Regions from separate parts of the Homo sapiens genome. Here region 1 is linked to region 2. A link is a loop called in an ENCODE intact Hi-C map of the cell type or tissue named here. Cell type or tissue: PC-3. All regions are shown on one strand. Links, peaks and the distances in the headings refer to the core of each region. The heading gives the core; the rest is flanking DNA.

The links. A loop is a pair of places that touch in the nucleus more often than their neighbours do. Peaks named below come from ENCODE experiments on the same cell type or tissue, not always from the same donor. Only the 100,000 strongest peaks of a DNase experiment are listed, where the experiment ranks them.
Region 1: it touches region 2 in a loop (18-fold over the local background); 43 of 110 quality-filtered maps call a loop at or near these places.

What each region holds. Positions count from the first base shown.
Region 1 is chr15:76,231,599-76,247,921 of GRCh38, forward strand. The region is part of intron 9 of ETFA (electron transfer flavoprotein subunit alpha); the gene reads right to left. Among named protein-coding and RNA genes, the nearest start is that of ETFA, 72 kb to the right of the region's middle. RefSeq lists an enhancer at 2,716-3,405. In PC-3, for the core only: a CTCF peak has its summit at 3,818 (motif pointing right); a DNase peak (open chromatin) is centred at 3,773.
Region 2 is chr15:76,318,334-76,334,656 of GRCh38, forward strand. No RefSeq gene overlaps it. Among named protein-coding and RNA genes, the nearest start is that of ISL2, 10 kb to the right of the region's middle. In PC-3, for the core only: a CTCF peak has its summit at 12,135 (motif pointing left); DNase peaks (open chromatin) are centred at 10,838 and 12,148; H3K27ac peaks cover 1,038 bases.

The DNA.
Region 1 (16,323 bases), core at 1,289-6,288, 95 kb before region 2:
ATGGTAGTAAAATAAATATGTGGATAATGAGGATTACTGAACATTTACTATGTGCCAGACACAGTGTTAAGCATTTTACATCAAGTGTCTCAATCTCACAATTACCTGTGAGGTAGCATTTTTCATCTGTGGCACTCACTTGAAAATCACTGCACAACCCATACATGCTGTACATACCCATTAAAAATTAACAACATACACACATTGTATATTAACATATAAACACATATACTCAAATATATTAAAATAATTTTTGACTTAGTTGTTTGGCTTAGTTGTTCGCCTTATCACAAAAGGATATTTGTTAAAATGGTAATTAGGATATGTTTATTAAACTTTGTATTTAGAAAAACCAGAAATACAAATTACTATCAAGAGATTTTAAACACACACACGTACACATACACACACACACACACACATTCTCTCTGAATAAAAAATAACAAACTTCTCAAAGGTATGGGCTGAACCTTTGTGTTTCCAGAGCCTAACAAAAAGGCCTCCATACCACAGTTTTTTGGTAAATGTTGATGATATTTGTACCTCTTCCTGCCCCTCTGCCCTCAATAATTACAAAGGGAATGATGACTGACACTGTTCTGTCTCCTTATCTAAAATTTTTACAGTGCCTTTGTTTGAAAATAAAAACACACTTCCATTATGAAAAACTTTAAGCACTTTAATAAGTGCTTAATTAGAAGAGCTTACCTGCTTCATTCTGTTTACCAGGTATGATTAAAGCTTCACTTGAAAACCTTTTCCCACAGAAAAACTGAACAAACAAGTCCTGGCCTGGGTAGGAGGTATAACTACCATGTAACCAGACTGACACTAAGGTTTTGTCACAACTGACAGTAAAGTCTCTCCTCAATATGAATAATATGTGGAAGGCACTGAAGGTGGTTCTGTTATACTTACTTTTATTACAGGGCAGATACTTCAAAAGCCAATGACAGTGTCAAGGTGGTCCCACCTTGTTTTCTGCACTGCTTATGATCTCATTTAACAATTGCTCAATCCAAAATAAGAGAGCATTTCAACTAGGATCTGAAAATAATGTTATTACCTCCTAATGTCATGATTTTTCATAGCACCTAATTGTATATGGCCACATACAAGTCAATTCACCTCTCAGGGGCTCACTTTTTCCAATTGTAAACAGAAGAGGTACACCTCCAGCACTGGTGCTTGTAAAGAAAGCTCCCCAGGATACTCTGATGTATAGCCAGAGCTGGAGAACCACTACAATAAGTGATCCCTCAGCTCTTTGGCAGCCTGAATCTGACAACTGTCTAGCCCCCTGCAGTACTCCCTGATCTTTACAAGCATAAAGTGTCCAACTGCTCCTAGAGCAGCACCATGTAACCTGGAAAAGGAAACAATCTAGTCCCCAAAGTGAGTTAATCATCTAAAAATGAGATGAGCTTGTTTTTTGAATCAACTTGTTCTATAGTTACCAAAAGCCTGAAGACAAGAACAATTTGGCGTAATAAGACTGTGTCTTAGGGTGGGGAGGAATGCTGCAGAAAGTATGGATGAGGATAAAAAGCAATTGCATGCTCTGTGATTCTACCTTCAATGTATCCAGTGTGTCAATTGTGACCCTACATAGTCGGACAATGCAAGGAGGCCCTGACATCATACTGTCTCTCAGACATGGACACTTGCATAAGTAGTAAACTTCTTCCACTACTTTCTATTTAAGATTTAGAAGTAATTCAATAGGCTTTTTTTTTTTTTTTTTTTTTTGAGATGGAGTCTCACTCTGTCACCCAGGCTGGAGTGCAATGGCACAGTCTTGGCTCACTGCAACCTCCACCTCCCAGGTTCAAGCGATTCTCCCGCCTCGGCCTCCCGAGCAGCTGGGACTACAGGTGTATGCCACCCCACCCAGCTAATTTTTGTATTTTTAGTAGAGATGGGGTTTCACTATGTTGGCCAGGCTGGTCTCGAACTCCTGACCTTGTGATCCACCCACCTCGGCCTCCCAAAGTGCTGGGATTACTGGCATGAGCCACGGCGCCCAGCCTTCAATAGGTAATTTTAAGGTCACCTCAGTTTATTCTGACTAGCATTTCATTCATAAAGGGACATTTGTTAAACTGTTAATCAAAATATACTAACATTCATATTCAGAAAAACCCGGCAAACAAATTCTAACATAAAGATTTTTAAAGCAAGCTATTTAGCTAGACACCACTCTTTTAGGTATATTCTCAAAGCAAGCATTGGAAAAGACCAGTAGTCCTGTAAACGAGTCTTTCTGTCATACATGTCTACAGCAAATTCAAGTCTTAAAAGCTCCATGTGCATTATAAAATGCTAATAAAAATGTTGATTCACTCTGGCAGTAAACATAAACATAATATAAATGAAATTACTTAAAACCCCCTGTGTCCCCAAAAATGAATTCCATTGACTTTAACCATAAGTGTCACTAAGGAAATAAGAGATTCTGGGCCAAAACAAACTGAAGGCAGTTGCTCCAGGGCCATTTCTACCTTTCTGATCACAATAAATGGTCCAAATGGATCCACATGACCAACAGGACTTTATTTTACTGTCTTGCAAACATGGTCCTCTGAATAAACATAAAAGCACTGAAACAATAACCCAGAACAAGTATAGGGATTTTGGCGGCTGCTCTGAGGCTCTGATAGCTCTCTCAGGAAGAGAGGCTTTTTCCCTCCTTTTTAAAAAACATGTACAGGCAATTAGACTAATATCTTAGTCTAATTCCTCATGGTTCAGAAAGCATTTTTGTATTTCAATAATAATAATAATTAGTATACACAAAACTCTCTACAGATGCTAATTTATGGGGCACTTCAGATGCTGCTTCACAACATAACAAGACAATCCCTTCCCTGAGGCACTTTCCTTCTAAATCAGATAGTAAGACCATTTGGAGAGAAAGTGAGAGATGTTGCCAGGGAGTACAGCAATTAAGGGTTATACAAGGCGTGGTGGGGGACGGTGGGGATTAAAGGAACCAACAGAAACAGAAAGAAGGAGGGAGAGTCCTAGAGATAGGCCTCGTGGCTTTAGAATCTAGAAGAGTGAGAATTTAGAAGAGAATGGATCAACCCCAGGTGGCTGATAGCAGTCTGAGTTGATCACTCTGTGATGCCAAGAATAGGGGCTGTGCGGAGAAGTAAAGCCACAGGATGGGAAGAGGACCAGAGCTTATTCTGAAATATAGAGAAGGGATAGCACTTAACCTTAACACAAACAAGTACTGGCAGAAAAAAGCACAAATACCTCTTCCTTTGCCAAAACCTATAGACTCATTCAAAGAACTCAGGGGCTGAGGTCTAAACTAGTTACAGTGGGCTGAGATAGAAAGGGCAGCAGGACTGAGAAACTGTTGCATCTGATGCGGTTTAACAGGTTTACCGTATCACTGTGGTTAAGAACCTAGGCTCTGTAGCCTCATTGCCTCCATTCAAATCCCACCTCTGCCATCTGATAGCTGCATGACCATGGGCCATTCATGTAACCTCTCTATGCCTCAGACTGCTCATCCAAAACACTGGAATTATAAGAACTCCTGCTTTATAGGGTTACTGTTGAGGCTCGTCCTTAGCATAGTATCAGATTTCCCAAGACACATTGATGTGTCACTCACGGGTTGAGGTTTATTCAAATATTGATTTTCTCAGCCCACTAGGTGGCCAGGTGGGCTCCTGAGGTAGCCTCAGGACTACCATGTACAGCTGAGCAGGCTGCACACTGAATAACTCTGAAGGAGGGCACCACTCTTAACAGTCACTATAGCCCTGCATTTTTATTACAATAACTTTCCAACAGATGGCAGTAAAGTAACTTGAGACACCAGTACTTTATAATTTGTACAAAAGAGTTGTGTGGACTTGAAGTACTGGGTGGCCAGAATCCCCTGTGGTACAAATATTCTAACTGTCTAAGTGTACCATAATAGGAAAGAGTTGAGCAGCACTGGGTAACTGATTTTACTGTTGTTGATATTCTTACTGTACCTTACAGGTAATATAAAGATGACTAATTCTCTGTGCCCTGTCCTCAAGAAGCTCACAGTCTAACAATTACAGGTTACGGCAAGGTCACAAAAATCTGTAATCCAATAAAGGAAAATGGAAAAGAGGTGTGATAGAGCTACAGTCTCTCATCAGCCCCTCACTTTCCTACCTGCCACTGAGAAGTGGAAAAGCCGTTAGGAGCAGAAAACAGATTAGGGGACAATATCTTTACCTTCTGACAAACAGGGGCCCACTTTTGCCATCTATCCCCATCTGTTCCTGCTCCCTTAAGTCCTTTAGACAAAACAAGCTTTTAAAGCAGGTTTTAATGGTCCTGGCTTAATGATAAAACTGCATGTCTGAGAATTAGAGGGATGATTGGAATGAAATCTTCAGACTTTTACAGAAATCTAACCAACCTGTGGATTCAACATGGCTAGTGTTCTCTGGTGGATGATTAGGTTTTTGGCTGCTTTCTTCAGAAAGTAAGTATATACTAACATCACTCCTGCTTTACCCAAAACACGTGCCCAAACCTGGAATTCTAAGATGTATTATCTGAGCTCTGCTTTTCCAGAATTTCATGTAGAAGCTAAGGGGAAAACTGTCCTCTGCTACATTGCATTTTCGCTCATCACTGTTAAGCCCCAAACAGAGTTATTCGATACATCTATACTTATATATCTTGTAAGCCACATATTTAATGTTAAATTTTCTAGTGGCCACATTAAAGTAAAAATAAACAGGTAAAATTAATTTTTAATAATGTAATCTCAGGTCAGACTAACTATATTTCAAGTACCCAATAATCACATGTGGCTTAGAGGTTATCATACTGGGCAGCACAAATCCAAAATAATCATAGAACAAACTAAAGAGCCTTCTTGTAAACTCCACTAGGGAACCGTGGACTATGGTCTGACAACAGATCTAAAGACAGAATGGCATTGTCTTATGTGTCTGTGTTGCTTCTGTTGGCTCAGAACAAGACCATTTACAGGTTCTATTATGCTCAATGGGAACGTGAACCAAAAAGGAAAGTCAGCAGTGTGGCAGAGCTGAAGATTAGCATTAGAGGCAGCAACATTAAACAAGAGTAGCCAATATAGAGAGTCACAAATAGATGACAAAAATCTATCAAATTTCAGGTGGTGTGGCCCATTATAGGAAAACCAAAAGCAGATGAAAACTACTGGTTTAACATGATCAGTTTATACTCTGAAAAAGCAACTCTCTATCAAATTTTGTTCTCCAGTAACTTATATTTAGTTCTTAAAACTCTAGATGGACCTGAAAAATATTTCCTCAAAAACTCACAGTTCTAAAAAAGATTTTAAAAGTATCTGAAATATGTGAGTCAAAAAAATTAAAATGGAAATTTAAAAATACATGGAACAAAACACCAAAAAAGGAAGGGTATATCAGAACATGTGGGATGCAGCTAGAGTGGTATTTAGAAAGACTGATTGATTTTGAGACAGAGTCTCACTCTGCTGCCCAGGCTGGAGTGCAGTGGCACGATCTTGGCTCGCTGCAACCTCTGCCTCCTGGGTTCAAGCGATTTTCGTGCCTCAGCCTCCTGAGTAGCTGGGATTACAGGAACGTGCCACCTCGCCCGGCTAATTTTTGTACTCTTAGTAGAGATGGGGTTTTGCCATGTTGGCCAGGCTGGTCTCGAATTCCTGACCTCAGGTGATCCACCCACCTCGGCCTCCCAAAGTGCTGGGATTACAGGCATGAGCCACCATGCCTGGCCGATACTTAGAAGGATTTATAACCTCAAACACATATTAGAAAACAAGGATGATGGAAAATTAGTAAGCTCAGATCTCAACTCAAGAAAGTTGAAAATGAGGAGGTAAAAGAAACTACTACATTATTCAATCATTACAGTTAAATAAATAAGAGCTGGGTTCAGATCCTGACTCTCCCACTTACCAATCTGCATTCTTGAGCAAATTATTCAATCTCTCAAAGGCTCAACTGCTGTTATGTGTAAAATGGAGACAAATACCTGCAGCTAATAGGATTGTTGTGATGATGAAAATAAGATGCACATAAAGTACTCAAAATATTTCTATAATGCTATTATTTCTAAAATGATCATCAAATCTCTAAACTAGAAGGCATTTTTAATGTTATAGTTCTAAACAGAAAAGGAGACAGCCAACTGTCAAAAATTTCACTTTAAAATGGTAACTATTACTATCTATATATCTATAGTCAAGAAAGTTGTTACTAACTTGATACAATTCTTCCAGGGGAGTGTACTGGGAAAAATTTTCTTTGACAGCTGTTAGTTTCTTCTTTGCATTTAGTACTGACCATACAGTTAGAATTTCTGCCCAGCTTCCTAGCCAGTGCTTGCCTAGGAAGTTGGGATGATTTCTTTACAGATTTCTAACACAATCTTTGTGCAAGGATACATATCCCAGATGCAAGTACTAAGACATATCAAGTTGATCATATTAAAAATATAATACATATGAAGTTGAAATTATGTGAGTTTATGATATAAAATCATAAATTCATGTTTTTCTGGAATTGGAACAGTATTCTGCCTGCAGCAACTTCAGATCTGCTTTACTTTAAACACAGTAGAATGGAGAGATTTAAATGTTTACTTTTTGTTTATATGAAATACGAATATGAGTAGGGTGGTTAAATCTGGAGCATTCAGAGCAGAAATACCATGCCAATATTGTTTCCTCTCTTAAAAAATCAAGTTTTAAACTTTTCTGCCAAAAGTGTTCCTTTCTAGATAGAGGTAGGGAAGGAACATGAAAACTTACATTTCTTTAAATAAATAAAAATTTAAACACATCATGTAAGTGGTTCTATCTAGAATTCAGAGATCCAATGTTATGTGCTCAAAAAAACAATACCCCTAAGACTGCCTCAATCAGGACAAGAGTTATACAGAATGGCAAATGCTTTCTCAACCTTCTTTTCTCAATAGACTACACAGCCATAACCTTAAACAGCAACTGTTATAGATAAAACATAATATACATATACATAACAAATGCCAGGTTAGGAGTTAAATGAATTTATCATAGCAAATAATGAATGTGTCTTTGGGAAGTAGATTAACCAAACTATATTTTCTAATTATTGGAGCCTCCTGTGCATTAATATTGCTATATTTCATCCTGCTGCTCATTTAAAAGGCCAAACTATTTCCTTTGTTTGCCAAATCCTGTTTAAGTCTCTTCTCTTTTTGGAAGAGGCCCCAAAACTCAAAGCACAACTATCTGTGGCTCTTTTCTCAAACAGCTCTCTGCCCGTATTATGAAATTCTCAGGTGGGATTCTGGCTAAACTGAGTTTCACATGAAGGGAAGATTTTACCCATACTCTTGGTTTGAAGCTGAAATTATATCCCATCCATGAGACAACACCCCTTTACTAAGATTAGCTCCTGTTTTATTAGAATTCAAGACAACACACTAGTCATCACAGCTATATGTACTGTCTATGTTACGCCAGTAACTATGCTGTACTTTATACACACGACCTCATTTAACTATGACAACAACTCTATAGGGTAGAAATGATTCCTATTTTATAGAAGAGAAAGCAGAGTCTCAGGCAGGCTTGCTGAGTTGTCCAAAATTATACACACCTAGTAAAAGGCAGGTTCTCCCTCCCCAGCTTTACTGAGGTATATTTGACACATAAAAATTATATATATTTAAAGTATACAATGTGATGTTTTGATATAGGTAAACATTATGAAATAATTACCACAATCAGGCTAATTAACATATCTATCACATCACAATTACTTTTTGTGGTGAGAACACTTAAAATTTACTCTCTTAGCAAATCTTAAGTATACAATCCACTCTTATTAACTATAGTCACCATTCTGTACAATAGATCCCCAGAATTTATTCATCCAGCATAACAAATTTTGTATCCTTTGACCAACATCTCCCCATTTCCCCCACCTCCCAGCCCCTGGAAGCCACCATTCTACTCTCAAAAGGCAGGCTTCTTAACCTAGGTTGATTCTAAATTCAGCACTTTTTCTATACCACATATGACTCAATATTATTACTGTATTGGTAATATGCTTTAGCTGAAGTCACCAGTCTGTTAAAAGTCCACAAAGTATATTTATCTTAGAGAAAGATCCCTAAAACAAGATGAGACCTGGTGAAGAGCCAACTGAAGTTTGTACATATTAAAAAAAAAAAAAAAAAGTATTGTCAATTTTAGCTAACATTAGCTTTTACTCCATGTTGCTAAAAGTATCAGTTTGTACATTAGCTCTGTGTCTCCTTATCATGAATAATGACAAGCTACACTGTTTAGATTTATTGCTCTATCAACCACTTGCATGTCAATTAGAAAGCCTCTAATGCACACCCACCACACACATGCACCAGCTGGAAGCCCTTCAAGGAGACTGACTCACAAAAGAGGCAAGGCTCCGAAATTATTTTTGTTGTTGTTGTTGATGATGTTTCTTTCTTTTAATTTATGTAACCTGCACTGAAAATTAATACTTTCCAGCTAAAGATTTTGATCTGGCTTTCAGTGAAGTCAATATCTGGTTCCAAATAACTGCTAAAGGGAAATGTCTAGAGGCAAAGCCAGAAAATGCATTTGGAAGAAAAGCAGGGGCCCTTATCTAGCCTCTGAAGATTTTTCACATGAATGGAGATTCCATGGCTCAGTAGATGGACTTGGTTCTTTTTAGTGATAGAATATGTAGTCAAAGATTCTTTGAAATCTTAAATTCAAATTCATTCTTAGATATAAGCTCCTCCATATTCTTTTAATCAGCCTACCTTTTCTCCCAGGACATATAGGGAACTAAGCAAATGTCTTCTTCACATCTAGTCTAATATGTCCAGAGCAGGTGGGATGTATATCACTAGCACACACTTCATTATGTACGTCACATTTTTTGTTCAAAATGTAAATTTAATAACCCAGTTGCTCAACTACAAAGTTAAAAGAATTTTTTTAAAACAAGGACATTAACTATATTGTGAAACACAATTCAAAAATTTAAATGTAAATCAGAAAAAAAGTGAAATTTCAACCCTTGGCCTTTCAATGTTTTCTAATTGTAGATTTCAATTATGCAAGATGTATAGGACCTGAAACAAGTTTTTTTTTTCTTAAGAGAATAGTTTCACATTCAAATATAACTTCAGCTGTGCTCAGTGGCTCACGTCTATAATCCCAACTACTTGGGAAGCTGAGGCAGGAGGATTTCTTGAGTCCAGAAATTTGAGGCTGCAGTGAACTATGGTCTCATGTTGCCATACTCCAGCCTGAGCAACAGAATAAGACCCCACCTCTAAAAATATTAATAATAATAAATTAAATATAATTTTTATATTTAACAATTTTATAATTAAATGCTTTGCATTTACCTAATTTGCTTCTATACCAGTTCAGAGATTTTCCATTGTGGGAAAATACACTTTAAGTGTACCTGAAATTATGAAAAGCCAAGTATATTATTATATACTTACCTAAAACTATTCAGACAGTTAATTTACATTGAAATATTTGTGTCTATGATATCAAAATACTTGAACATGTAATCAAGTCTATTACAAAGCTTTGCATTTTAGCAGGTCAAATAAAAACTTTATTTGAAGGCTGGGTGCAGTGGCTCATGCCTGTAATCCTAGCACTTTGGGAGGTCGAGGTGGGAGGATCGCTTGAGGCCAGGAGTTTGAGACCAGCCTAGGCAACACAGCAAGACCCCATCTCTACAAAAAATAAAAAACAAATTAGCTGGGTGTGGTGGGACACATCTGTGATCCCAGCTACTTGGGAGGCTGAAGCAGGAGGATCACTTGAGCCCAGGAGGTTGAAGCTGCAGTGAGATGTGATGGCACCACTCCACTCCAGCTTAGCTAATAGAGTGAGACCCTGTCTCAAAAAAAGTTTATTTGGCTGGGCGCAGTGGCTCACACTTGTAATCCAAGCACTTTGGGAGGCTGAGGCAGGCGGATCACGAGGTCAGGAGATCCAGACCATCCTGGCCAACACGGTGAAACTCTGTCTCTACTAAAAAATACAAAAATTAGCCAGGCATGGGGGGCGGGCCCCTGTAAGTCCCAGCTACTCGGGAGGCTGAGGCAGGAGAATGGCATGAACCCGGGAGGCAGAGCTGGCAGTGAGCCAAGATCACACCACTGCACTCCAGCCTGGGCGACAGAGTGAGACTCCATCTCAAAAAAAAAAAAAAAAAAAAAAAAGTTTATTTGACTATCAAATTTTTTTTTTTTGAGATGGAGTCTCGCTCTGTCGCCAGGCTGGAGTGCAATGGCACGATCTCGGCTCACTGCAACCTCCGCCTCCTGGGTTCAAGTGAGTCTCATGCTTCAGCCTGCTGAGTAGCTGGGACTACAGGTGTGCGCCACCACGCCCGGCTAATTTTTGTATTTTTAGTAGAGACAAGGTTTCACCATGTTGGTGAGGATGGTCTCGATCTCTTGACCTCGGGATCCCCCCGCCTTGGCCTCCCAAAGTGCTGGGATTACAGGCGTGAGCCACTTCGCCTGGCCAACTATCAAAATTTTTTATCAGCAAAGTTCTTTAATTGATCCAAGTCAAAACATGCTAAATTATACATTTCTACGTAGAATTTTGGAGTTGTAAGGAACCTTTGAAATTATCTATGCGATCTCTTTATTTCATCAATGATAAAAATCAAGGCCCTGGGAAACAGAGCTGCCACCCAAACCTAGGTCTCCTGACTTCCAAGTAGTATTCTTTCCATTCACCAAACTGCCTCCTTTCCCAAATCACTAAGAGCTGGCCATTGCTTACACATAGCTTTTCTTGACATTTAATCATAACTTCTATGTCAAGAAGTTTATGAGAGCTACAAAGCAACCAGAGGAAACCAATTTGAAGGTTCCTCAAAAAGTTACACATAGAACTACCATATGTCTCAGCAATTCCAATCCTAAGTATATATTCAAAAGAACTGACAAGAGGGACTCAAACAGATACTTGCATGTGAATGTTCATAGCAGCATTATTCACTATAGCTAAAAGGTGAAATAAAACAACCTAAGTACCCATTGACAGATGAATGGATAAGCAAAATGTTTACAGATGACTGGACCATAAAAAGGAATTAAGTTCTGATACATGATACAATATGATGAAATGTGAAAATGTGCTAAATGAAAAAAGCCATCATAAAAGGACAAATATTGTTTGATTCAACTTTATGAAATATCTAGAATAGGCAAATTCATAGAGACAGAAATAGATTAGCAATTACAAGGGGCCAAGGTAGAACGTAATAAGTTATTGCTTAATGGGTACAGGATTTCTATTTGGGGTGATGAAAACTTTCAGAAATAGAGTAGTGATGGCTGCACGTTGTGAATGTGGTTGAAGTCATTAAATTGTACACTTAAAAATCGTTAAAACAACTGGGTGTGGTGCTTCACACTTATAATCCCAGCACTTTGGGAGGACAAGGTGGGTGGATCACTTCAGGCCAGGAGTTCAAGACCAGACTGTCAACATGGTGAAACACTGTTTCTATGAAAATTCAAAAATTAGTTAGGCTTGGTGGCACATGCCTGTAGTCTCAGCTACTTGGGAGGCTGAGGCAGGAGAATTGCTTGAACCCGAGATGGCACCACTGCACTCCGGCCTGGGCAGTAGAGTGAGACTCCATCTCAAAAAAAAAAGAAAAGAAAAAGAAAAAAAATCGTTAAAACGGCAAATTTTATATTTTACCACAATAAAAAAAATCACTAGAAACCTTGACAGAAACCATCACAGAATTTCCCATGTTTAAAAAACTTCATTCTAGAATCTTGTGGTAATTATTAAAAATTATTTACATTAAAAATAATAAGGAAAACCAGGTATAGGATTTATAGAAATTCACTGTACTGTCTTCAAAATTTTACTTTAAATTCAGGCCAGGCGCAGTAGCTCACGCCAGTAATCCTAGCACTTTGGGAGGCCGAGGCGGGTGGATCACAACGAGGTCAGGAGTTTGAGACCAGCCTGGCCAACGTGGCGAAACCCCGCCTCTGCTAAAAATACAACAATTAGCCGGGCGTGGTGGTACACACCTGCAATCCCAGCTACTAGGTAGGCTAAGGCAGGGGAATCACTTGAACCTGGGAGGCAGAGGTTGCAGTGAGCCCAGATCATGCTGCTGCACTCTGGCCTGAGCGACAGAGCAAGACTCTGTCTCAAAAAAACAAAAACAAACAAACAAAAAAAAAACAAAGTTTTTTTCTTAAAATCCAAAACCGTTCTCAAAATTATTATTATTATTGTTATTATTATTAGTTTTTTTGAGACAGAGTTTCACTCTTGTTGCCCAGGCTGGAGTGCGATGGTGCGATCTCAGCTCACCGCAACCTCTGCCTCCCAGGTTCAAGCAATTCTCGTGCCTCAGCCTCCCAAGTAGCTGGGATTACAGCATGTGCCACCACTCCCAGCTAATTTTGTATTTTTAGGAGAAATGGAGTTTCTCCATGTTGGTCAGGCTGGTCTCGAACTGCCAACCTCGGGTGATTTGCCCGCCTCAGCCTCCCAAAGTTCTGGGATTACAGGCGTGAGCCACCACATCCAGCCCTCAAAATGTTTATTTAAGAGAAAGCTATCTGAGTTGTGAAGTTCAGACCAAAGACTTATGAAAAACTCATTTAAGCACCTTCTAAAATTGTAAGAATTGGAGTAGAGCTTGTAATATGGAAAATAGTAATGCCAGTTAAAAATAAATTTACTATACAACCTAAGATCCTCTAAAATAATCTCACTTTAAGGAAGTGGAGTATACCCTCCTGTCTCAAATACTATTTCCCAAATTTCCTTTCAGACTAAGTTTGGTTAATATTAATATATAGTTAAACGATGTTATTAAACTCTTCTTCTCTACACCTCAGTGCTTGTATCTTTGGCCTTGAGGTGAACACAGTACTGAATTACATATGCTAAATGACCAATTATCCATTGAATCAACATTTTCTAGTAAAGTGTCTCATGTTCTTTGACATTCATGTGCCCATTTATCATACCTGAAACTATATGAGAAAATACATTGGTTTTTATAGGAAAAAAAAAAAACAAAATTACATAGAATAAGAATAGAAATTTAGAATAGTTTTATTTCTTTCAAGTTACCACACCAACACAGCTACGACAAAGACTGCTGTCTACTCTTATTGATTTTCATGTCAGCTGTTAAATTAGATTCACTATCTACAAGACATGTCAATTTATCATTATTGGTGGCATGCTTTTAAACAGTTACCATATATATGTAAAAAGGAATTCAACACTCTCTGAAACTTACAATTTTTAACTTTATATAATAAAATGATAATGGATAAAGAACTTCACTGATATTGGACCTCTGGAATAAATGTTTAGAGCAATCAGTCTAGTAAAAATTAGCTGAGAAGACAAACCAAAGATATAATTAAAACTCCTAGTTTTTTGGCAATTAAGTTTTTAACTATTGTACAACCAAATAATTTATATATACAAACCACAGTTTATAAATTCTACAACTTCTTCTTTGTCGTTTTAAACTTCACTGTATGGGCTTTGATAATCCAGGCCATGTAATTACCTTTAAGAAGCATGCTTAGGGTTTTTTCTGGAGTACAGGTCCATACAGCATTTCTCTCTGTCCTCTTGGGAACAAAACATCAATTGCTTTCAGCTAAATGCACTCACATATGAATATTTTAGTACAATTTAATGCTTCTATACCAACCCCAAAGGAACAGAGCATCAATTTGTGAACACAGTTCTCTTGGAGTTAAAAGCCAAGCTAGATAAAGCACTATGAAAGCAGCTGTCAATCTTCAGCTTTTTAGCAAGTTAGAAAGGCAGCCCATAAATTCAGTCCTAGCTGTATACAAGTAAGTCTATAAAGTTTGTTCCTACACAGACTTTTCAACAATAGTGAATTTTCAAAAGAGAACCCAGAAACAAAATTTATTATCTTGATACATTTTTCAAAAACTGCTTATTCACCTGGTAACTTTAAACTGACTTCTATTCACTTAGTCTCACCATTATGAATGGACAGTTGGTCTGTTAGTAAAATACCAAAATATACACAAAATAATCTACTCCCACTAAGAAGTTGCACTAAGCGTAAGAACACATTTCCCTGGCATTAGAAAACAGATTCTTTAATAATTGCAATATGCTTATATGTTCAGGTGGTTAGGAAGGTAAGGTCAGCACCATCAAAAAAGCTAATAGAAGGCAATCTAGAAATAAGTATTAAATGGAAACTACCACCAAATACGCCAACCTTTAAAAGGCCATAGAAATTAAATGCTAGTTGTAGCGTAAATCTGAGACTCTATTAAGTTCAACAAATATTAATGTGCTAACAAAATCCAGTAAGTGTGTCAAACCTCAGGTAAAGAAATAAGAATTCAATACCTGTTCATAATTTCAAAACAAAATAAAACAAAATCTCTTAGAAAACAAGGATTTATGACAGTACTGTAAAAATGGCTAATACACAGCACTTACTATATACCAGGCACAGTTTTTAAGTGTTATATAAATATTAACTCATTTAAGCCTGTTTTACATATTAATCTTTAAAATCATTTAATCTTTAATACTACAGTATGAAGTATGAATTATTATTATCACCATTGTATAGTTGAGAAAACTGTGCTACAGAGGGGTTAAGTGATTTGTCCAAAGTCACACAGCCAGCAAGTGGCAACACCAAGGGCTGAATCCTGGCAACCTGGCTAGAAAGTCTGGATTCTTAACTATTCTATGACACTGCCTATTGTAGGGAACTTTTTAAAATCTGATAAAGGGTATCCACTAAAAACAGACAGCCAACATAATACCTATGGTGAAACAATGGAGTAATTTCCTTGAAATGAAGGACAAGGATGTTTATCCTCACCACTTCCGTTCAACAATGCCACAGCTAACACAATAAGAAAAGAAAATTGGTTGGGCACGGTGGCTCACACCTGTAATCCCAGCACTTTGGGAGGCTGAGGCAGGCAGATCACGAGGTCAGGAGATTGAGACCATTCTGGCTAACATGGTGAAATCCTGTCTCTACTAAAAATACAAAAAAAATTAGCCGGGCGTGGTGGCAGGCACCTGTAGTCCCAGCTACTCGGGAGGCTGAGGCAGGAGAATGGCATGAACCCGGGAGGTGGAGCTTGCAGTGAGCCGAGATCATGCCACTGCACTCCAGCCTGGGCTACGGAGCCAAGACTCCGTCTCAAAAAAAAAAAAGAAAAGAAAATTAAATAAAAAGATGAAGCAAAATTTCATTATTCATTATTCCCAGAAGATATGTCTGTGTATGTACAACATCCAAGAAAATCTACAGATAAATTAGTAAGAGCAGTATATAAATATCAATTGCATTCCTATATATCTACATACTTTTATAACAAAAATTATGAAACTGCCTAAACAAGTGGAGAAATAAAATCATGGTCACAGATAGAAGATCAAATGTTGCAAAGATTTTGACTCTTTCCAAATTAATCTATACATCCAATGTTCCTCACTTGAAGAATTTTCGCTATCTGAGTATTTGTTACAATATGTACTTTTTAAACCCAGGAGTCACTATTCAAATTTAAAAAAACAACTATCAAGGATTTGTAGGAGTGCACATTTAAGGTGCTTATGAATCTAAGAGAGACCATCCAGTCTACTCAGCAGCTGTATCTCAGCTATTTTCCTGACAGGACCATATCTTATGCTCACATTCTATAACCACGAGCAAAAGGAACACAAGGAGACATACATTTTTTTAGATTTTTTTTCATCTAAGACTGCAGACAATGGTTCACAGCCATCTATTTCTGGACCTCAGGAGTGGAGAAAACTGTCCATCACTTCTTAGGATCCAATAGTAAGCTCCTTTGCTAGAATCTTTCCATACATTTTGACTCACCACTGAACCGCAACCATGATAACAGCCCCTTCTCCCACTTCTCACCACCAAATCTAACTCAGGCAACTCTTTAATCAGTACATTTTTTTTTACGTGGTCTTGGTTATTCACTAAGAGTTATTTGCATTCATCATGTATCTTTAACATATTTTCTCATTGCTTATTTACATTATGGTACGTGTTTGGAGCAGTGTAGAAGAAATAACTGATACTGTACAGTTTCCACACTATTCTGTCCAAAAACATACCAAATAATGAGTGTAATAAGTGTTAAGTAACTGGTGTTTTACATGCATAATGCAGATTTTTACATGAACTGGGATTCTTATAAAAGTGTTTTAAGATTTTGTAATTGAGGGAAAATTATTTGAGGTTTTGAATAGACTGTGAACCAGTTATTAAT
Region 2 (16,323 bases), core at 9,325-14,324:
GACAAGTTCAGAATACATCATGATAGATAGGGGGTGCCCTTAGGAGCCACACCTGTGTGAGGGATGAGACAGCGGAACTGGGCAGAAGCAGTAGCTGGGCTGATATGCAGGCCTGAACAATAATCCAGTGGAATGTGAATTATTCTGTTTTTAATTGTGTTTTTTAATGCAATAACAGTATAGCTATGCTAAAAGAATATGATATTTGTTGACAGACTAAGCACTCACCACAGTATTTCCAGCTCACAGGAAAACAACCATCCAAAAAACTTAGAAAATTTAAAATGGAATATATGTTCTTTTTGTTTTTTTGAGACAGAGTCTCGCTCTGTCACCCAGGCTGGAGTGCAGTAGCATGATCTCGGCTCACTGCAACCACTGCCTCCCAGGTTCAAGCAATTCTCATGCCTCAGCCCCCTGAGTAGCTGGGATTGCAGGTGCATGCCAACATACCCAGCTAATTTTTTGTATTTTTACTAGAGACGGGGTTTCACCCTGTGACCTCAAGTGATCCACCCACCTCGGCCTCCCAAAGTGCTAGTATTACAGGTGTGAGTGACTGCCACCAGCCAAAATGCAACATATATTCTTATGTGATGTATTTAGACTATCAGGCTGGGCATGGTGGCTCATGCCTGTAATCCCAACACTTAGGGAGGCCGAGGTGGATGGATCACTTGAGGTCACATGGCAAAATCCCATCTCTACTAAAAATACAAAAATTAGCCAGACGTGGTGGCGCTTGCCTGTAATCTCAGCCACTCGGGAGCCTGAGGCAGATGAATCACTTGAACCCGGGAGGCAGAGGTTGCAGTGAACCGAGATCACGCCACTGCACTCCAGCCTAAGAGACAGAGCGAGACTATGGCTCAAAAAATTAAAATAATATTAGGCCAGGTGTGATGGTTCATGCCTATAATCCCAGCACTTTGGGAGGCTGAGGTGGGAGGATCACTTGAAGCCGGGAGTTAGAGACCTGTCTGGCCAACATGGCGAAACCCCATCTCTACAAAAAATTAGCCAGGCATGGTAGTATGCACCTGTGGTCCTAGCTACTCGGGAAGGTGAGGTGGGAGGAGGAGCCCAGGAGTTCAGGGTTACAGTGAGCTAGGACTGTGCCACTGCACTCCAGCTTGGGTAACAGAGTGAGACCCTGCCAAAAGAGAAAAAAAAGCATGCTAGTGCCTTGAGGGCCTTTGCACTTGCTGTTCTTTCTGTTTAGAAAGCTTTTGCTCCAGATCTTCTACATGGTTTGCTGCTGCTCTTCATTCAGGTCTTAGCTTCAATACTACTATACCCCCTGGGATGGGCTTTTCCTGACCACCTTCCATATTTCTTCCATTCCCTTACTATGTTTAATTTTTCAGAGCAAGGACTTTGTTCTATTCACTGTTGTATCCCTGGCACCTAGAACAATGTCTGGTACCTGCAGGTACTCAATGCATACTTCATGAATGAACAAATGAATGAGTGGATGACCGGATGAGCAGATGCACTTATGAAACCTCAGATTGGCCTGCACTTCTCTCTCCCCGTTCCTCACCCCTCTGGCATTTGCTGCTTTTGTTTGATTGTTTTAAATAATCTTTACTGAGATATAATTCACAAGCCATAGAAGCTACCCATTTAATTTATATAAATCAATGATTTTTGGTATATTCACAGAGTTGTATGACCATCATCACAATGTTTGAGAATGTTTTCATCACCTCAGAAAGAAACCTCTGCCTCTTTAGCCATCACACCCCTATCACCCCATCTCCCAGCAAAGTATTGTCGAGGATGTAGAGAAATTGGTACCCTCATACATTACTGCAGAACCCACATAAATGGTGTGGCTGGTTTGGTAAACAGTCTGGCAGTTCTTCAAAATGTTAAACATAGAGTTACCATATGACTCAGCAATTCCACTCCTAGGTATACATCTAAGAGAACTGAAGATATATGTCCCATTAAAACTTGCACACAAATGTCCATAGCAGGCTGGGCGTGGTGGCTCACGCATGTAATCCCAGCACTTTGGGAGGTCAAGGTGGGCGGATCACTTGAACCCGTAAGTTCGAGACCAGCCTGGACAACATAGCAGAACCCTATCTCTACTAAAAATACAAAAATTAACCAGTTGTGGTGGTGCGTGCCTGTAATCCAAGCTACTCAGGAGGCTGAGGCAGGAGAATCGCTTGAACTCGGGAGGCAGAGGTTGCAGTGATCCGAGATCATGCCACTGCACTCCAGCCTGAGCGACAGAGTGAGACTCCGTCTCAAAAACAACAACAACAACAACAATGAAAACCCCAAATATCCATAGCAACATTATCCACAATAGCCAAAAAGTTAAAATAACCCAAATGTCTAGCAACTGATGAATAGATAAGCAAAATGTGTTATATTCATAAAACAGAATATTTTAATTCAGTAATAAGAAGGAATGAACTACTGATGCATGCTACCACATAGATGAACCCTGAAAACAATATAAGTGAAAGAATCCAGTCACAAAAGACAACATATTGTATTAATTCCATTTTTGGGAAATATCTGGAATAGGCAAATCTATAGACACAGAAAGTAGATGAGTGGTGCTTTGGGCTGGGAGGATGGACTGAGGGATGGGGAGTGACTGCTAATGGGCATGGGCTTTCTTTTGGACATGATGAAAACGTCCCAAAATTGATTGTGGTGATGGTGACGCAACTCTGTAAATATGCTAAAAGTCATTGAATTATACACTTTAAATGGGTACATTGCATAGGATGTATGTTATTTATTTATTTTATCGCAATAAAACGGGTACACAAGATACGCACATCCTGTGAGGGTGAGGGATGTTATGATAAGTCCTCTCTTTTACATTGTCTTTAAAAACAAAAGATAAATCATTTGAAAAGGCAGTGCCTTAACTGTTAATAATTACAAAGGCCTTGTAACGTGTCTCACACACCAGCCTTGACCCACAAGCATTTCAGGATTCCGTGAGTGAAAACTGCTGCTGTACACCTAATTTAACGTGCTCAACACCCTGCAATTCTGTTATCCATCAGCATGGCTCGAATTACACTGCTTTCTATAGTGGCTCCAGAACTTCTGAATAGGCGGGGAAGTGCAGGGATGTGTTTGGAAGCTGCGTGTGCACAGCAGACCCGCTGTTGCTACTAACCGTTTGGAAGCTGATGGAGATCGGACCCCAGGGCGCTGCTTCTGGGTGGTCCCTTCTGCTATTTCTGTATGGGCCATGTAGAAATGGGTCTGTATTTCTAAAACCTGCTTCATATTTTCAAGGCCCATTTGTGTTCTTAATAAGCAATTATTTTGCAATGACATTGTGCCTTTCTAAATACCACCGATGAAAATGGACCTACCTTTTTAGCAATGTCTGCCAACAGGAGTTCTTTCTTTGTGCTAAAAATAACCGCAGATGATTTTGACTGTGCCCCTTTCCGATTCTCCTTTCAAGTTATCTCTTCCCTTCCCGCATGTTGTCATTTCTCTATTTGAAAATCATGACCGTGAAACCTTGAACATTTATGGGTTGCACAACAGCTTCCCATGGTATATTTTTAATAATTACTACTCTTATTATTACCAGATGTTGAACTCCCAAATGATAACAGAGTGACAGACTTTAATGGTAAGATTATTTGAGCAAGAGAAGTGTGATTATTTTGTTTTTTCAGAGATAGCAGGTGCCTGACCTGGGTTTGTATCCAGTTTTTTCTGTGTTAAGCCGAGAAGTTTTATAACGGTTCCTTAATCTCACTGATCTTCTGTGTCTTCATTGGGAAGTGAGGCTAGGCTGGGTGTGGTGGCTCACGTCTATAATAGCAGCACTGTGGGAAGTAGAGGTGGGTGGATTGACTGAGCTCCGGAGTTCGAGACTAGCCTAGGCAACATGGAGAAACCCCATCTCTACAAAAAATACAAAATTAGCTGGGTTTGGTGGCGTGCACCTGTAGTCCCAGCTACTCAGGAGGCTGAGGTGGGAGAATCACTTGAGCCCGGGAAGCCGAGGCTACACTGAGCCATGATCGTACCACTGCACTCCAGCCTGGGTGGCAGAGCCAGACCCTGTCTCAAAAACAAAAAAACAAAAAAACAACAAACAAAAAAAAAGAAAAAACAAAAAAGAGAAAAAAAAGAGTGAGGCTAATACCTTCTTTATAGAGTTTTTTTGTTGTTTATTTTTTTTAGACCTAGTCTTGCTCTGTCACCCAGGCTGGAGTGCAGTGGCATGATCTTGGGTCACTGCAACCTCTGTATCCTGGGTTCAAGCAATTCTCATGCCTCAGCCTCCCAAGTAGCTAGGAGTACAGGTGTGCACCACCACGCCCAGTTAATTTTTGTATTTTTGGTAGAGACAGGGTTTCGCCACATTGGCCAGGCTGGTCTCGAACTCCTGGCCTCAAGCAATCTGCCCGCCTTGGCCTCCCAAAATGTTGGGATTACAGGCGAGAGCCACTGTGCCTGGCCTCTCACAGGGTTTAGGTGAGAAATGTGTGGGATTGTATGTTTTAGTAGTTATCTATTGCTGTGTAACAAATTACCCCTCAAGTTTAGCAGCTTGAAACATTTATTATCATACACAGTTTGTGAGGGTCAGGATTCACGGAGTAGTTTAGCTGGGTGGTTCTGGCTTGCGGTCTCTCATGAGGTTGCATTGAAAACATCAGCCAGGGCTCTGGTCTCTGAGGACTCGAGTGAGACAGGAGGTCTCATTCCAAGCTCACACATGTGGCTGTGGCAGGAGGCTTTAATTCTGTACCACATGGATCTCTCCATACGGCTTCTTTCAGAGAGAAAGATAGAAAGGGGGTGAGGAGTGAGGAGACCGGGATAAAGCTGCAGTCTGTCTTTCTTTCTTTCTTTCTCTCTCTCTCTCTCTCTCTCTTTCTTTTTTTGAGACAGAGTCTTGCTCTGTTGCCCAGGCTAGAGTGCAGTGGCGCAATCTTGGCTCTTTGCCTCCCGAGCAGCTGTGACCACAGGTGCCCACCACAATGCCCGGCTAATTTTTCTATTTTTAGTAGAGACGGGGTTTCACCGTGTTAGCCAGGATGGTCTCAATCTCCTGACCTCGTGATCCACCCGCCTCGGCCTCCCAAAGTGCTGGGATTACAGGCGTGAGCCACTGCGCCTGGCCAAAGCTGCAGTCTTTCATAACCTCACTCAGTAGTTACCAGCCTGGGCAACACAGTGAGGCGAGCACCTGTGGTCCCAGCTACTCAGGAGGCTGAGAGGGGCGGATCACTTGAATCCAGGAGCTTGAGACCAGCTTGGGCAACAGGGCAAAACCCTGTCTCTGCAGAAAATACAAAAATCCTCCGGGTGTAGTGATGTGCACCTGTGGTTTCAGCTACTTGGGAGCTTAAGAGGTGGGAGGACCGCTTGAGCCTGAGAGGCTGAGGCTGCAGTGAGCTGTGATCGCACCACTGCACTCCATCCAGCCTGGGCAACAGAGCGAGACTGTGTCTCAAAAAAATAAAATTTAATTTAAAAAGGAGTCCTTCATAAAGATGGCAACAATAGACATCATGGACTACTGTGGGGCATGGAGGGCGGGAAGGAAGGGTTGAACAACTGTTGGGTACTGTGTTCACCACCTGGGTGATTGGATCAGTTGTACCCCAAACCTCAGCATCAAGCAATATACCCATGTAACAAAACTGCAATGTACCTACCCCAAATCTAAAATAAAAGTTGAAGAACAAAAAGAGTCCTTGCTAATTTAAGGTACTGACATAATCCAAGTAATTCACACTTGGGAAAGTAGGGGATTCCTCTGCCCTGCAAAATGTGACAATTACAAGTTGGTGAACTCTACAGTTTGTAGTTTAGAAGCTGAAACTTACATTAAGGATCCCAACTGGAATGAAGACAGCCATTATAATCGTCTGTGAGAAAAAGATATACTAGCAAATTGAAGGTATCCACAGTTGTGCATGGGTGGTTTTATTTATTTTCCAAAACTGTTCTTTCAGACATTAGCTGCATCTGTAGGCGTACTGACAAATCAGCTTTTAAATTCCCAGGCTCTTTATCTCTGTGTGAAAGCAGCTATTTGACAGTGACTCATATACTTCGTTAATTTTATAGGTGTTTAATATAATCTACATATAGACATGTATGTACTATAAAAACGGTGACCTTGAGTTTAAAATATTTTCTAATGTAGTCTGACTTCTGGTTTGTCCCAATTAGTGAGACTTGACTTTATTGATATTTCGCTTGTACTAAAATATTCATATTTCAGGCTCTTAGAGGAGACATGTATGATTCATGGGATTAATGGCAAAGGAATCTTCCTACATTATCACATTAGCCTTGCATCTCACTAGCCTTCATAATGCTGAAGTGAAGCTTCGGATTTATATACAAATATTGAATTATTATTCTGAGCTTAATAAAACATGCATATCTTTCCAATATACCCAGGGACAGAAATGGACACCAGAACTTTCTCTGATGCTGAGGCACCTGCAGGTGCCCAAGAGACACTAAGTGAAGTTTCACTGGATGTCTGTCCTTCCCTCTAATGCCCTTGGCTGGCTTTTCCAGGGCACCTGAAGACTTTATGGTTCAGTAGCTCAGGGCCGAACTTGCTCTCCTCTGCTCCTTGGAGAGATAGGAGGTTGAGATTGATACCATCCCTGGTCTCACAGATTGTCCCAGACCTTCCTCTTCCATGAGGCAGCGCAGGAATTTATGTCTCTTGTTCGTGGCTATGTTCTCAGTGCTTAGAAAAGAGATTTCAGGCTGGGCGAGGTGGCTCACACCTGTAATCCCACCACTTGGGAGGCCAAGGCAGGTGGATCACTTGAGGCCAAGAGTTCAAGACCAGCCTGGCCAACATGACAAAACCCATCTTTTGTATTTTGTAAAAATACAAAATTTAGCCAGGCGTAATGGCATGCACCTGCAGTCCCAGCTCCTCCGGAGACTGGGGCATGGGAATTCCTTGAACCTGGGAGGTGGAGGTTGCAGTGAGCCAATATCACATCACTGCGCTCCAGCCTGGGTGATCAAGTGAGACCCTGTCTCAAAAAAAAAAAAAAAAAAGAAAGAAAGAAAGCTTCAGTGTAGAATACCGTGGTTAAATGTTTGTGTATATTATCCATAAGTACTTTCATAGGATAATTTCTAGCAGAAGGTTTGCTGAATCAAAGAGATTAGGGTTTTAAGGCTTTGGCAAATTTTTCCAAACTGCTTTTCAGAATGTTGTATCATTTGACACTCCTTGTAACAGGCTATGAAAGGGGCAACTTTCCCACACTCTACCAACACTGGGAATTTTCAGGTTTGGGATTTAAAAAAAATCCTTGTCAGTGTGACAGACCAAAAATGGCAGTTCACGATGCTTTAATTTGCTTTCCTTTGATTATTATGTGGTGAACACACCCCGAAGTGACCCCCAGTGAGTCACATCTTTGGATAATACCCCCCCCTTGAATGCCTATGACTTGTTTAGAAACAAGAATAGAATATTCCAAAAGTGAAAAGATTTTTTAGATGTAATAAAAGTTGCTAATGAATTGACTTGGAGTTAACAAAAAACCATATTATTCTAGGTGGGCCTTACCTAATCAGGTGAGTCCTTTCAAAGGACTCCTTGACATTGGAAACTCAAAGCAGCAGAAACTCACTGTGGCCTTAAAGAAGCAAGCTGTCATGAAATGAAGCTGCAAGGAAATGAATTCTGCCACCAGTCTGAAAGAGCTTGGAAGCAGATCCTTCCCTAGCCAAGCCTCCATCTGAGGATGCAGCCCAGCTAACACGTTGATTTCTGCCCTGTGACACCCTGAGCAGAGAAATTGGTGAAGCCACCCAGCCTTCTGATTTATAGAACTGTGAGATAATGAATGGGTGTTATTTCAAGCTACTGAGTTTGTGGTAATTGTTATTATGCAGCATAGATAATATAACTAACAAAACTACAGGTTTTTATGTGTTGATCATATTTTTTCTTCTTGCCCATTTTTCCATTAGTATTAGCATTCATCATTTTCCTATTGATATTTGAGTTCCTAACACATTTAGGCTTGTAAGGGTATCAACCCCTTTGTCATAAATAATAAACTGCCATTGCATTTTTGTTGTTGTTGTTTTTGAGACAGAGTCTCTGTCACCTAGGCTGGAGTGCAGTGGTGTGATCTCAGCTCACTGTACTTCTGCCTCCCGGGCTCAAGCTATCCTCCTGCCTCAGCTTCCCAAGTAGGTGGGACTGCAGGTGTGCGCCACCATGCCAGGCTATTTTTTGTGGTGGCTAATTTTTGTATTTTTTTAAGAGATGGGGTTTTGCCATGTTGCCCAGGCTGGTCTTGAACCCCCGGACTCAAGTGATCCACCCCCACCTTGGCCTTGCAAAGTGCTGGGATTACAGGTGTAAGCCACCCTGCCTGACCAGCCATTGCATTTTTTTTTTCTTTTTCTTTTTTTTCGAGATGGCATCTTGGTCTGTCACCCAGGCCAAGTGCAGTGGCATGATCTCTGCTCACTGCAACCTCCGCCTCCAGGGTTCAAGCAATTCTCCTGTTTCAGCCTCCCGAGTAGCTGGGATTAAAGGCGTGCACCACAATGCCCAGCTAATTTTTGTATTTTTAGTAGAGACAGGGTTTCACCATGTTGGCCAGGCTGGTCTCAAACTCCTGAACTCAAATGATCCACCCGTCTCAGCCTCCCAAAGTGCTGGGATTAGAGGCATGAGCCACTGCACCCGGCCGCAGAGAACCAGTTCTTGAACATTTATTAGCACCTACTGGTGGAGTGCATGTACCTGTGCTGACTGGTCTAAACCAATAAGAGAATCCCAAATTCTTTGCCAGTGATGGTTCAGAAATGGCACATCTAAGCCAATTTGGGCTAATGGAACAGAAAAGAGGTTTCCTGGGGGATTCTGAAAAGAAGCCAGCTTCTCCAAGGGAGCATATGGTCCTGGGTATTTTGGCAGCCGTTTCGTGACCACAAGAACCATCCTTAAAATGAGACTGCATCTGTGGACAGTAGAGCAGAAAAACAAAAAGGACCCGTTGATAACACTGGGTCACTGAGTCATTCATCTCTGGGGCTGCCCTACCTCTGTGCTTGTTGTTTGAGCCAACTCATTCCTGGTTAATGCCACTATTTTTTTTCTTTTTTTTTTTTTGGAGTCAGAGTCTCTGTCATCCAGGCTGGAGTGCAGTGGCGCCATCTCAGCTCACTGCAACCTCCATCTCCCAGGTTCAAGCGATTCTCCTGACTCTGCCTCCCAAGTGGTTGGGACCACAGGCATGTACCACCATGCCCTGCTAATTTTTTTTTTTTTTAAGTAAAGGTAGGGTTTTGCATGTTGGCCAGGCTGGTCTCACACTCCTGGCCTTAAGTGATCCACCTGCCTTGGCCTCCCAAAGTTCTGGGATTACAAGTGTGAGTCACTACTCCAGCCTAATGCCACTTTTAGCAGCGCTATCTTTTAGCCAAAAACATTCTGCTGATAATGAGAAGACTGAATGAGGTAAATGCAGTCCCAGCCAGCACCCAGCACATAGCGGTTGCTTAGTAAATGACAGCACCTTCCCTTACCCTCCACTCCAACCCAGGGTCCTCCCTGTGTCCACAGCATGCCTGCATTCCTGCCTTTGCTCCCAGCACTCTCCCTCCTCCTACACAGGCCACATTTGAAGACTTCTCACCTTTTAAGACCCAACTCCAACTCCATATCCTTCAGGAAGCTTGTCTAGTTCATGCGGAATTCTCCTCCCCACCTACTGCCTTCTGTGGTTGCCTGTGCTTTCCTGAATCTGGGTCTTATCTTCCCAACCAGAGTGAAACCCCTTGAGGGCCAGGACCATTCTTCATACAGCAGTTGGCCTCCTCTCCTGGGCCTCGCTCAACCTCTTGACTCTTGTAATGTTTGGTCAGTATTTGGTGGTGGACCGACAGGCCATTAATCTTTTCTCCCTCTTGATTTTTATAAGCTGTGGGCACCGGCATTCAGCTGAATAAGATTCATTCCTCCAACAGCAAGAGGAGCATTATTACTTTGTTCTGAAGGTCTTTACAAGTATAAGGCATGTCTAAAGCTGCTATAAATAATTTATATTGTCCATAACTCAAGCTGATCAAAATAGACCTCATCACAGTGATGCGGCAAAATCTGGTACAAGCTGCTTTTCTCCTGCCTCCAAACCAATTACACATTCGGAGCAGATGAAAATCTGACTGGATTCCCTCCTGAATCGGATTAATGCCCCATCTACAATCACATAAATCACAATCTGTCCATGATTAGACATCGGATAATCCCACTGGACAAGAGGTGACAACCCAGATTCTATTATCTCATTTATTATCTATTTTTGGAATTTACCGGTAACTCTAACCTCCAGGAGATGTTTCCCAGTGAAAGAGGATCTGCTGGAGATTCTTTTGAGAAATGGTTTCTTGATGGACTTTTGTTAGAGTTGTTGCAAGGTGATGAATAGACAAACTAGAACAAGAATGATTGGTCCTTGTTATAAGAAAAAAAACACACATTTAGCTTCTTAAGAGTACATGTTGGAGAGAATAAATGGCATCCTTAAAAGCCTTTAAAAGGACAATAACTTTATGAAGAGATAATCTCATGTTTGAGAACATATGATAAGGCGTTTTTCATTTGTTTTAATATCATAAAGACAAGCATCTCTGACTGATAAAGGGGATGTAACCAGCCCACAAAGTCTGCAAAACCTAAATCCACACACATCTGTGCAGGACAGAGGAGCTTATTACAATATTCAGTTTTCCTGCTGGGAAAATTTGAATCTGGAAGTACTACTAAAGAGACATGCAAGGAGCACATGAGTCATGACAGTTCTGACGCCACGCTCATGGTTACTGACTCGCAGGTGCTGGAGCATTGGAGCACAGCGAAAAACCTGAAGTCACTCCCACTCTGGGATGGTACAATTCACAAAGCAGCATTGTTCCCTGGAATCTTGCTAACTGGATGTCAACCCAGATGTATTTTTCAATATATTTAACAATATCTGTAAGTCACAAGTAAGGGGTATTCTTTTCCACCATCCTCAGGATTACAAATAGAAATTCTTCCTTCACCCCATGTCAATGGTTGAGATTAATTTATCGCCCATTCACACCCTTCCCCCAAACCAGCCTTGCCCCTGTCCCGCCCATTTCTGGGGAAGAGAGGGGAGCCACTCGTCAAGTCAACATGCGCACCATCCTCCTCGGTCCCATCTCCTCCCGGCCCTCCTGACACATGTCCTTGTTGTTGCTTGTCTTGCTTGTCACATCTAAGTGTTCCTCTTTCCCCGGCATAGCTGTGTTCATCCATTTCCCCACTTAAATCTCTTCAGCCAGGCAATGGGAGGTTTCCCCTTTTCCAAGAGAATCACCTCCAAGCTCCTCAGCGTGGCACTTGGGCTTCCCATGCTCACCCAAATATCCCTTTCTGTCTTTCGTGCCTGCTGCTTCCTCCCTGACCGTCCGGCCATGTGGGCCTGCCTGGGGTGGCTATGGGTTCTCCCGGTCTCCATGACTCTGCTTGTGCCACTGCCCATAGTCACCTCTGGCTCCAGCCTCTCCTAGCTGCCCACGTTTTCCCCCAAAAGCACTTGATTCACACACTGCCTCCTTCTGTCTGCCAGACCGTTCCCTCTTCCTAGGAGACCTTCCTGCTCCTTTTGTGTCTGGAAGAATCCAGCTTATCCTCCAAGGCTTGGAAGAGACACCACAGGCTCCTCACCCTGCTCTGTGCACCACCCCCGCTTTGTGTCCTATGGTAGCTCCAGGTCATTCATGGCTCTACTGCAGCCTCTTCACAGTGCCGACCTGCACCTCCCTGCCTCATCTTTCCCATCTCTACTACTGCCTGTCTCAGTGAAGGGCACTCGTCCATCCAGGGCCTCTGCTGCAAACCTGTCCCATTTGGCAAGAGGCTGGCCTCTCTGCAAAAAAGGCGCCCAGTCCTGCTTCAGGGAATCCATTCCCTTTAGAGCTCCGTCGGTCCCTCCTTCCTTCCCTTTCTTTGTCATTTTGCTCAGGACCTGGATCTCGGCAAGAGGAGAAGTACTTCTAGAAGAAAGCAGAACACTAGAAGGTAAGCGCCATGGCTGGGAATATGCCAGTGCCTTTGGCCAAACTGCTCAGAACCACTCCCAGGCCATGCTAGCCAGCCTGGGTTCCCCCTTCTGGAAAGATGAGGAAAATGCAGCTTTCCCCCAAAGCCACTGGGCACAGCTCCTTCCCATGGCCTCATCCCTTCCTAAGATCTGGGCCTGGGAGGGTATCCCTGGGCTACCCTCAGAATGTGATTTGGAAAGAAATGACAGCCTTCATATATATATATATATATTTATATTTATATTTATTTATATTTATATATTTATATTTATATATATTTATATATATATTTATATATATTTATATATTTATATATATATTTATATTTATATATTTTGAGACGGAGTCTCTCTCTGTCACCCAGGCTGTAGTGAAATGATGCTATCTTGGCTCACTGCAACCTCCACCGCCTGGGTTTAAGTGATTCTCCTGCCTGAGCCTCCTGAGTAGCTAGGATTACAGGTGTGCACCACCACGCCTGGCTAATTGTTTATATTTTAGTAGAGATGGGGTTTCACCATGTTGCCCTGGCTGGTCTTGAATTCCTGAGCTTAGGCAATCCACCCACCTTGGCCTCCCAAAGTGCTGGGATTGCAGGAGGGAGTCACTGCATCCAGCTCCATATATATATTTTTAAAGGGTTAATTTTTCTCCTCCTCGTGTAATGACCCCATGTGGTCTTTTTATCTCCTCCCCACTGGCTACTCCCCATTGATCCCCTCAGGACAAGAGTACTATAGATTATGGGTTGGTTGGTTTTAATACAGAATCATCTTGGCATATGTCCATGATAACCCAGGTAACAAACAAAACTATTCCCATCTGGACACACTCAAGTACCACAGGTTCATAACCAGTCTCATGGACAGCTGTGGGGTGTGGGTCTGAGTCTCACGGACAGCTGTGGGGTGTGGGATTGAGTCTCAGTCGCAGTCCCATCTCTTTACTAGTTGTGTTAACTTGTGAAGGATATTAGTTTATTTATTTCTCAGTGGCTGAAAGATGGTATTAGGACCTGTCTCAGAGGCAGGGCCAACTTCACAGAAACCCTGTGCATGGAGGGGTAAGACACACTTGATTTGATGCTCTGCCATTGCTGTCTTGAATTTTTATTTTTATTTTTTTTTTGAGACAGAGTCTCTCTCTGTCACCGAGGCTGGAGTTCAGTGGCACGATCTTGGGTCACTGCAACCTCTGCCTCCCGGGTTCAAGTGATTCATGCCTTAGCTTCCCGAGTAGCTGGGACTACAGGCATGCGCCACCACACCTGGCTAAATTTTGTATTTTTAGTACAGACAGGGTTTTGCCATGTTGGCCAGGCTGGTCTCAAACTCCTGACCTCAATTGATCCACCTGCCTCGGCCTCCCAAAGTGCTGGGATAATGGGTGTGAGCCACTGCCCCTGGCCATTGAAATTTTTTTTTTGAAAATTTTGATGATTATATTTCAAGATTTTTTTCTGTGCATGTACATGCACATACACATACATAAATACTCAAACTTTTTTTAAATTATACTTTAAGTTTTAGGGTACATGTGCACAACGTGCAGGTTAGTTACATATGTATACATGTGCCATGTTGGTGTGCTGCACCCATTAACTCGTCATTTAACATTAGGTATATCTCCTAATGCTATCCCTCCCCCCTCCCTTTTTTTTTTTTTTTTTTTGAGACTGAGTCTCGCTGTGTCGCCCAGGCTCGAGTTCAGTGGCGCAATCTCGGCTCACTGCAAGCTCCGCCTCCCAGATTCACGCCATTCTCCTGCCTCAGCCTCCCGAGTAGCTGGGACTACAGGCGCCCACCACCACGCCCGGCTAATTTTTTTGTATTTTTAGTAGAGACAGGGTTTCACCATGTTAGCCAGGATGGTCTCGATCTCCTGACCTTGTGATCTGCCCACCTCGGCCTCCCAAAGTGCTGGGATTACAGGTGTGAGCCATCGCGCCCGGCCTGAAATTCTTAATAATTTTTTAAACAAAGGGTCGTGCATTTTTATTTTGCAATGGGATCTGCAAATTATGTGGCCATTCCTGCTCAGGAGATTGGTGGGCACTTTAATGAGACCTCATACGGCTGCTTAGCCCAGAGCCCCAGCTACAGCACGTGCTCAGTAACTTAGGGAAGAGAGAAGGGGACTCAGGAAGGAGTGAGAGGGGCCCAGCAGTGCCTGTGGGTACCTGTTTGCTCAAAGGGAATCTGGGGTTGGGGAGGCAGGCAAAGCTGGGGAGAGAGCATGGGTCTTGGATGTCAGGAAGCCTGAAGCCTGACCTTGACTTGCCAAGTTTCTTCCTGCCCCCAGGCCTTAGTTTCTTCTTTGAAACATGGTGCTCCATCCCTATCTCAAAAGCAAGTTCTCAGATGCCTGTGGTGGGTGAAGATGTGGATGCTGAGGCTGTCTCTGGCCTGCTGTATTCAACATCTCCAACTACCTTTGGAGAAGAGTAAAAGCCTTTGGGAGTGGGGCAGAAGGAGAATGGAGGGGGATGGAGCCTGGAGCAAGAGGAGAAGCCTGGTCCAGTGACTTAAGCTGGGCAGCAAGGTCTCAGCCCTGGACAGCAGAAGATCATCCAGAGGGAGTCCAGCAGGAAGAGGTCTGGCCTGGGTTAGGGGACCTGGCTTCCGGCTCCATCTCCATCACATGCTGGGTAACAGGTCACCAGGCCTCAGTTTCCTTCCTGATATTCACAGTAGGACTGATGCTCCCACACTAGCAACAGCTTCCTCTGTGTTGGCTGGACATTGTGCATGGGGCTGTGCCTTTGTAAGTGATGTGGTAGAGGAGGTTTTGGGGAGAAAATAATCAGGGAGACTTCTCTGTGCTTCTGAACTCTCCCCAGTACAGGCTAGTTTTATGGGATAAAGCATAGCTATGGAGCTCAAGCTGCCATTCCTGATAAGGAGAAAGTGATCTAAGACCCAGGATAGGAGGCACCCAGGTCTCCTGCATGCCAGCCTGGGATGTGGAGAGTGTGTGGCCCCTCCATACCTGAGAAGGGAGCAGCCAGGAGGCAGAGAACCAGGGTAGGGCCACATCAATGGTGCCTGTGGCCGTGCCCAGCAGGTGCAGGTGTTTTCTTCTCCCATGTCAGTGCTGGTCTCTCAGGGGTGGCTGTGACCAGAAGTCACACATGGAGTGATTTTGAAATGGATCCCTGGTTTTACAGCTCCAGAGATGTGAAATGGGTGAATGATGGAGCTACACTCATGTGGCTCTTCAATGGCACAGTGAAAAAAGCAAGCAAGATGGAGCCAGATAGACCTGGGTTCAATGCCAGCAATGATTTAACCTGTGACCTGAGGCAGTAACTTCCCCTCTCTGAGCCTCAGTTTCCTCGAGGATTGGAGGGGCCCAATACTACTCACCACATGGCATTACTTTTAAGACCTAATAGGCTAACAACAAGGACTTTGCACATGGTGGCCCTGAACAAATATTTGTTTTGACCTGGCTTCCTAGCATCCCAGGAGGGGTGACCCTCTCCAATCCCCACCTCCCTAGTGAAGTTTCAAAGGACAGGTTTTTCTGGACGGGAAGGAAGAGTTTCTCTGGGCAGGAGACGGTTAAAAGCTGGGACTACGATTCCAGCCTGGGGCTGCCCCCTCCTGGCCAGCTGTCTGAACCCCTGAATTATAGATGTGCTTGCTCCTGGCCTGGCGAGCAAGAGCTAGTAGGTGCTGGGAGCCAGGCCTAGTCCAGGGTCACCTAAGGGTAGGGCCATTGGGCCAGACGCACCTCCTCACTCCACATGCAGACACACACACCGAGTCCCCTCCCAGTTCTGACTGTGCACCCACATTCACAGATATAACCTGTACACAAAGTCTATGCACAGACCACACATCTCCAAACCCCATCTACACAGCAGACACACACACAGCAAGCACACATCGAAATCACAAAGAAATCATCAGATGACACATACTGAGACATACTTAGACCTCCCCTCCCCATCCAGACACACGCAGGCAGGGTGGGCAGAGGCTCCCAACATAAAGATACAGCCACAGTCATAACTGTCATAATTAACACATATGGAGCACTTACTCTGTGCTAGGTATTGCTCTAAGCCCTTTCCAGAGAACAGTTTATTTAATTATTATGTAATAGAGATAGCTACAATTATTATACCCCCATTTTACAGATGAGGAAACTGAGGGAAGGAGAATTAAAATAAGATGCCTGAGGTCACACAGGTGTCCTGGCACAGCCTCAGGCACAGATACCCAC